2 separate regions of the Homo sapiens genome follow, and region 2 is linked to region 1. The links are chromatin contacts, found by Hi-C or POLR2A ChIA-PET in ENCODE. All regions are on one chromosome and are shown on one strand. Each heading gives the region's core, a stretch centred on a gene start or an enhancer-like site at or near the end of the contact. The rest is flanking DNA. Distances are from core to core; before and after follow the strand shown. Region 1 overlaps BALR6 (B-cell acute lymphoblastic leukemia associated long RNA 6). Region 2 overlaps BALR6 (B-cell acute lymphoblastic leukemia associated long RNA 6).

Evidence for each region. Hi-C counts contacts between places; a loop is a spot of excess contacts on that map. ChIA-PET counts read pairs that join two places held with the same protein, here RNA polymerase II (POLR2A). Pooled maps may share reads with other maps.
Region 2: a loop to region 1 is called in a map of PC-9, with 5 times the contacts of the local background. The contact joins two enhancer-like sites. A Hi-C loop is called at or near these places in 2 of 168 maps with a recorded cell type or tissue (PC-3 and PC-9) and 2 of 50 pooled maps. POLR2A ChIA-PET finds 5 or more read pairs at or near these places in 4 of 52 experiments (H1, MCF 10A, OCI-LY7 and 1 more).

The regions. Positions count from the first base shown.
Region 1 is chr3:18,097,249-18,101,014 of GRCh38, reverse strand. The region is part of intron 4 of BALR6 (B-cell acute lymphoblastic leukemia associated long RNA 6); the gene reads right to left. Among named protein-coding and RNA genes, the nearest start is that of BALR6, 140 kb to the right of the region's middle. RefSeq lists enhancers at 1,643-2,278, 1,184-2,383. Within about 2 kb of position 1,899, at least 4 of the 41 ENCODE cell types and tissues checked have a DNase peak (open chromatin) inside an H3K27ac peak, as active enhancers do; they include PC-3 and PC-9, where a contact is called at or near this core.
Region 2 is chr3:18,132,691-18,136,456 of GRCh38, reverse strand. All of the region lies in intron 4 of BALR6 (B-cell acute lymphoblastic leukemia associated long RNA 6), which reads right to left. Among named protein-coding and RNA genes, the nearest start is that of BALR6, 170 kb to the right of the region's middle. Within about 2 kb of position 1,641, at least 2 of the 41 ENCODE cell types and tissues checked have a DNase peak (open chromatin) inside an H3K27ac peak, as active enhancers do; they include PC-3 and PC-9, where a contact is called at or near this core.

The sequences.
Region 1 (3,766 bases), core at 650-3,149:
GATTTGCAAAAAAGATATGAAGTAGGCAACTATACTGTACCACTTACCATTCCCATCTTAAGGATGAGAAAACCGTGCCTCAGAGGACTTACATGATTTGGGAACTAAAACAGTAGACATATTCAGTGCTTTTCCAATTCTCCCATAGCCTTCTACCACCATCTATACCCTCAAGTAACAACAACAGAAACAATAACACACACACACACACACACACACACACACACCTTTACATGTATGGATTTGAATCCCAATGCTCAGTTTTATGTTAGAATCTCTATCTATTGTTTTCTTTTCTAAATTACTGTATTATCCAATTCTAAACACTTCTGGTAGAGTAAGAAAATACACTCCAGGAAATTGTCCAAAAAACTAAAGCCAAATTGAAAAATATTGTTTAAAAATACCAGCTAGATGTGTCTTACAGGTGTTTTAGTAAAGTGGTAGCCTAAATTGGGTGAACTATCTCAGCACCTCGGATCTGTTCCTTTTTATGGTGATTATTGCCCAAGGCAAAGATTTAAAGATAGAAGGACTGATTTAAAGTGTGTCTAACAGGAGGGAGGAAGTCAAACTTTTTCTTCCTTTATCAGCATGAAAATGAAAACATATGAAATGGGGGTAAAGAAACTTTCATTCAATGATAGATTAAAATTTTTAGTAAATACAGCTCTCACTTTTTGTTTTACACATACCACCCTCCTCCCAATATGAATCATCCACAAATCCCCTCCCTGATCCAAGGAAGAATGCCTCCAATTGTGTAGAAGTGATATAGGAAACTAACTTATCTTTATATGTTGTTATGTACAGTTGTTTGATTTGGTTGGTTTTTTAAATTTCTAATTTACACATGGACACAAGAATGCTGTGCTAACACTATTTTTAAAGCAATCATAACTAAGAAAACATGTAAAATCCCTACATGATTCATTTTTCATTGGCTATGTGGCAAAATATTTAGTGCTTTGGTTGAAGAGATAAGTTCTAGGAAAATACTAGGGGGAAAAAAGGAGTCATATGTTTCATTATCAACCAGTGGCAATTTTCACACATCTCCAGAAGAAAAATATGGGATATTTCTGAGATTCCCCAAGTCACCTCACACTAGCTCTTGCTACTCAAAGTGTGAGCATGAGCCTCACATGGGAGCTCGTTAGAGATGCAGGTTCTTGGGCTCTGTGTCAGACCTACTGATTCAGAACCGGCGCTTTTAAACAACCCCAGCTCCTTCCTACACACAGGAAACTTGGAGAACCACCGCTCTGGACAAATCTCAGTTACAGCACCTGAATCCTGACAGAGCAGAATTTTAAGTCCTAGCACCACAGCAACACTTGGGGTTAAAAATCACACATAAACTCTTCCGTAAAAACTTCAGAGCCCAGATAGCAAACATCTGTGACCCAACACAAAGCTGCGTGGAATTATGGCTGTCTGAAATATAGCACATAATCCAACTTCAAGTAAGGTTGAAATTCCGCAGAAGGTTCTCGAACTATTCTTCAGGGACAGACCTACATAAGCAAATGAACAGTCTGTCACAGCAGCTCCAAGCCAGAGAAGAACTTGGACCGGCCATTATTGCTTCAGTGAGGAAGAGTATGAGAAAGGGTGTGGACAGTCTCAGAACAGGAACAGGAATGAGAAGGGGGAGCAGAAATGGAAGCAGAAAAGTGAGAAAGCAGTTTACATGTCCTGGGGAGTCCATCGTAGGTCACAAACCTCTAGAAAGAGGAGAGAGGGAAGAAGCAGGAGGGGGTAAAGATGACATTTTGAGGCTAGGTGAGTCACATGGGCCCCACCAGGCTGAATGACTTCACGCCCCAAGGAATAAATGACTCTTTCTTGGCTCTCCTCAAAGATATGCCACAGCACATCATGAGTCACCAGCCCACCCTGCAAACTCCTGCCATTTCCTGCCAGCTTTTAGGGCCAGAGGACTTGCCCTCAGGCCATGAGTCCCATCAGCATTTATATGCCAATTCCAAAGCGGCACTTGTGGGGAAAAAAGGAGCCAATTTGCCTGGTTTACTTTAAAAGAATCATCTGAAGGTCTTTAACCTATTAACGATGCACTGACAAACCCTGAGTTTGTCATTATTGGAAGTGACGCTGGGGCCAGAACTGAGATTGCAGATTGATTGATTTTTTTAATTTACTATTTGTTCATGGGGAGGCTGGCTTCTTTATTGTGGCGGCACCTGCTAGTGCCATTATAGTTACAAGGCCTGTTGGAGAGGCTTTATGGTGAAGGCTTATTTCTATTATAAATACTGGTTGGTGTGGGTGGTTAATATCCCAACAATTTCTGTTATACTGGGTTCAATACAGTCTGGCCCACATTGTTAAGTCATACATATCATCCTTGCACACAAAAAAATGAAAAACTAAATGTTATGCCAAAATCAACATAATTAAGTTACAGAAGAAATATTATCCAAGTCAGTCCTTAAATTAATCATTAACTTCAGATGAAGAATTATTAAATTGAGCTCTAATAACTAGAAGTAATATAATATGAATATACTATAAATATATATATTTGATTGCTAGAAAACTACCTATCTCACACAAGCAACTCAGCACACATTTTCATTTGCTCAAAGAATAATTATACTATTCATATCCCAAGTTCCCAAATTCAAATTGATGCTATATTTATATATATACTACCTGCTAGCAAGTGTAGATTATATTTCCCTATACTAATACCTCAAAATGGGTTTTACCTTTGGAAAGTGAAGTTGCTAACCGCACAAAGTAGTCCAGTGGTTAGGAGCACAGGCATGAGGTGAAATATACTTAGACTCTAGTCCCTTTCTTGTCGTCAGCCCCTTTCCTGCTATGTAACCACGGTCTGGTTAATCAACCTCTTGACAGTTTATATTTCCTCATTAGTCAAACAAAAGTTTTAATAGCATCCACCATTGTTGTTGTAAAGACAAACTAGGCAATAGATGGCTAACTCAAGGTCAGGGTAAAGAAAGTACAAAATGAACCTGGAATATCTTTTTTCTAGAAAATATGAACATGCTTAAAGAATGATGGATACATGTGGGAGAACAACAGTCCATGTTCTAATCTCCAGACCTCTGAATATGTTACTTTACATGACAAAAGGGAATTAAGGTTGCAGATGGAATTAAGGCTGCTAATTAGCTGACTTTAAGGAGTTTATCCTGGATTATCCCAGGTGTGTCCAGTGTAATCACAAGACCTTAAAAGTAGGAGAGGACGGCAAAATAGAGATGAGTCAGACTGAGGCTTGATGATGCTAACCTGCTGGCTTTGAAGATGGAGGAAGGGGCCACAAGCCAAAGAATGTAGGCAGCCTCTAGAAGCAGGAAATGGCAGGGACACGTATTCTTCCCTAGAGCATCCAGAAGGAATGTAGTCCTTCTAACATCTTCACTTTTAAGCCCAGTGAAGCCAATTTCAGAATTCTGACCTCCAAAACTGTAAGATAATAGATTTGCCTTGTTTAAACCACGAAGTTCATGGCAACACAGTTATAGGAAACTAATACACTTGTCAAGCAGCTTACATATATACCTAGAGAGAGAATGATAAAACAACTGTTAACATTTGAGGAATCTGGATGAAAGGCATAAGGAAATTCTCTGTACAGAATTCAATTTTACAATATGTCTGAAATTATATCAAAATTAAATTTTGAAAAGGAGAAAAATAAGTTTCTGTAGGAAGGTGTCAGATCCTCAGCACCCCTCTCCTGCTTCACACAGCCAGGCAACTAACTATTCCT
Region 2 (3,766 bases), core at 392-2,891, 36 kb before region 1:
GGGAGGTAACTGAATTGTGGGGGTGGGTTTTTCCCATGCTGTTCTCGTGATGGTGAGTGAGTCTCATGAGATCTGATAGTTCTATAAAGGGGAGTTCCCCTACACAAGCTCCCTCTCTCTTTGCCTGCTGCCATCCGTGTAAGATGTGACTTGGTCTTCGTTGCCTTCCACCATGATTGTAAGCCTTCCCCAGCCACGTGGAACTCTAAATCCAATTAAACCTCTTTCTTTTGTAAATTGCCCAGTCTCCGGTATGCCTTTATCAGCAGTGTGAAAACAGACTAATACACTTCCCAAGGTCACGGAGTCAGTAGGGAATAGAACTAGGACTGAAATCCAAGTCCGCACTCCTCTATCAAAAAGGGGTTATCACTTATATCAGTTATCTTGGCTCAAAAAGTTGAATTGAATTTTCTGGCTCAAGCACTCACCCTAGTGTGTGTAGTTTTAGAGAGTGAAAATACACTACATGATGGGCAGGAAGGCTCCCTGCAAGTCTTCTGGTGAGGGTGGTGTGCTACAGTGTTCAGGAACCTAGGGTTAGAGTCCTGCTACTTAGGTATCTGTATGGATCATGAAAAGAAAGTTAATATCTCTCAATCCCAAGTTTCTCATCCATACAATGAGGATACTATCATACGGTATCTTCCTTATGAATTGTGTGAAGGCTAAATGAAAAAAATTAAAGCACGTAAAACACAATGCCTGACCCAGAGAAATCAGTCAATAAATCATTAACTACTAGGACATTCTTAGTGACAGAGAGAACCCATGTGTTATTCAACAAACCACTCCTGTAGTCCTAAGTAGCAGCTACTATTCATGTATTAACTCATCGAATCCTTACAACCACTCTATATGAGGTAAGCATTATTACTAGGCCCATTTTACAGTGGAGGAAATGGAACTTTGGGTAAGTTACATGCCTATGGCCACAGACCTGGTGCAGGGCAGGCAACGGCCAGCAGCTGGCCCTCACTTCATCAGTTTATGGCAGCGCTGTTCTATTCAATCACTCTGCTACCCACGGAAGCCTGTAACTACAGACTGCTGCTCCTTCTTCCCTGCTTTGCTTAGTTTCCACATGGATTTAAGCAGCTATTAGAAGCCAATCTATCCTCCAGAAAAGTACAGCCCACTATTAATAAAACAGAAGCCATGTGACCAATGATCAGGATTCTAACAACAAGCAGAAACATGCACTCTGACAGCCTTAAAAAGATAAATATTCCCAGACAGAAATCCCTGATCTCCCAGTGACTCATTTTATTCTACTTTCTTCTCTTATATTTAGAGCATTTTCTTCGACGAGGCATACCATTTCCCATGAATGAAAATGGAGAAAGTAACAAGGAAAGGGAATCCCATCTAAAAAAAATAAAAGCTCTGTCTTGTTCTTTCCTCTTCAACCAGCCCACATGCCAGCTGTGAGCTTTGATGGCTTAATAGGACTTCCCCACGGCCAAAGGACAAAAGAACTGTCTGTCAATGTGGTGGGATCAGTATTGCCACCAAGGTGCAGATTTAATTTCTTCAGTTTGGTGACATGTGACTGATGATGAGGTCACCAAGACAAGGAAGAAAGTTGGGAGGAAAAATGAAACACCCTGAGTATTAGTAAGAGATTTAAATAAAAATATATTTCCTTCTTAGAGGGTTGTTCCTTATGAAGTATTCTCAGGCCATTTACTAAAGCATTTGTAAAAATCTACCTAGTAAATAGAGACCACTTATTGTTTCTCACTGTCACTGTTCTTAGCAGTGGTAATTTTTCCAAAAAAAACAATTAGCAACAATTGGGACATATTTTTAAATCATAGGATACATGAGGAAATACTGCATATGTGAAATACAAAGATGAATCATTGAGAAAAGATGTTGCTGTACTACATAGAGAAATGACTCAAAGTGGGAAAGGCAAAAGCCTTGATAAGAATTTATCTCCATGCAAAGAGAAGAACCGAAAAGCAAAAGTAGAAAGAGGGTCTTCTGGTATACAATTATAGCTTTGGACATAAAGCAAGACACCAGAATTATACATTAATATTAACAGGACAATAGCTTTTCCTTCCTTTTAATTATTGTGTGAATACTTCTGTAGAACCAGATGACTGCACTTAGAATAACACTGAGATCTGAAGGAGTGCACCGGGAGAGCAACAAAAGATTCTGAGGAGTCTGAGGTCCTAAATTACTAACAGACAACATTAATGGAATACTTACCTTACTACTTACAAATATTAATGAGTACTTAACGTAAGCTTGAGTAGATATAGGAAATAACATAATTCCAGGTATTACCAAGAGAATAGATACACAAAGGTGAACATCCTTTCTCTCACATTCTTGCTAAAAGTTTCCTAGTCTTTTCTTCCCATGCACACTAATATGAAGGGGCCAAATTTAAAATCCTATGAATTTGTTTCACCAAACTGTAGAGGAAGATGGCAGACAAAGTAAACAGGGGAATTATAACATCTCAAGACTTCCATTGAATTTTCAGAGGTGAATCCTCTGAAGCAAACTACCAGTGTGGCATTTAGAAGGGTCTGTTTGTTAATTTTCTCTATTCATACGCCCCACTGCTCGGCACCTATACTATTCTCAATGAAGTTGGCCATGACCTCCACGTCACTACAACCAATGGGCTGTTTCACTCTCAAATTCCTTGATCACTCAGTAATAGTCAACAGCATGGACTGTTGTTCCCCTGGCATCCATAAGACCACACTCTCTTGACTTTCCTCCTACCTATCTAGATACTTCTCCTTAGTATATTCTCATCCTCTTCTACCCAGCTTTCAATTTCAGAGTTTCTCAAGGCTTGATCCTGGAGCTTCCTGCCTTCTTACTATCAACTCTCTTCCTCAGGGAGCTATTGATGTCCATGGCTTCTATTACTCTCTATATACCTATGACTCCCTGAGGTACATCTCCAGCTCAGATATCTTCCAGTCTTCACTTGGATGTCTCAAAGGCACTTACACTAAGCCAAACTCATGGTCTTTCCCCTCATCTTGAACCTTCTCTCATATTTCTGAACTCAGTCAATAACACGTCCATTTACATAGTTGCAGAGGCCATAAACAAGTCTATTTCTCATTATCCATTAATTTCATTCTTAAAATATTACTAGGGCCTTTCCCTTCTTGATTTCCACTGTGACAACTTTCATTTAAGCCTCTTTCACATTTCATCTGAAATATCTTTCTAATTTATCACTCCTTATCTTCCCTTGAGGCCCTTGCATGCATTCTCCCTTTAGCAGTCAGGGATATTCTATGAATATGGAAATTTGATCTGGGTTCTCTCTTAAAGGCCTTTAAACTTTCTCATTTTTCTGAGGATTAAAAACTCCCATCTTTAACATGGCCTAAACATGAAGGCCTGCAAAATAGGGGCAGGTTATCTTTACTGCATCCCTGCAATTTCCTGCTTCAACCACACTTGCCTCTTTTCTGCTCTTCCAAAGGGCCATATTCCTACCTGCTTTGGTGCCTTGTACATGCCTGGGCCTTTTCTCCTATTCAGCCTTCAGAGTTCAATGCCACGTTATATCCTCAATAAAGGATTTCCTGACCTCTCAGCCTAGGTCAAGTCTTTTTTTTAGATGATTATTTAGCCTGTGAACTTTTGCCTCATAACACTTATCATACGTTTGCTTATCTATCTATCTCATATGCACTTAATGTGGTCAATAAATGGATGCTCATCTTAGTGAACATTGGCCCAAAGTTTCCGACCAGGCAACCTGGGTAGTAAGCAA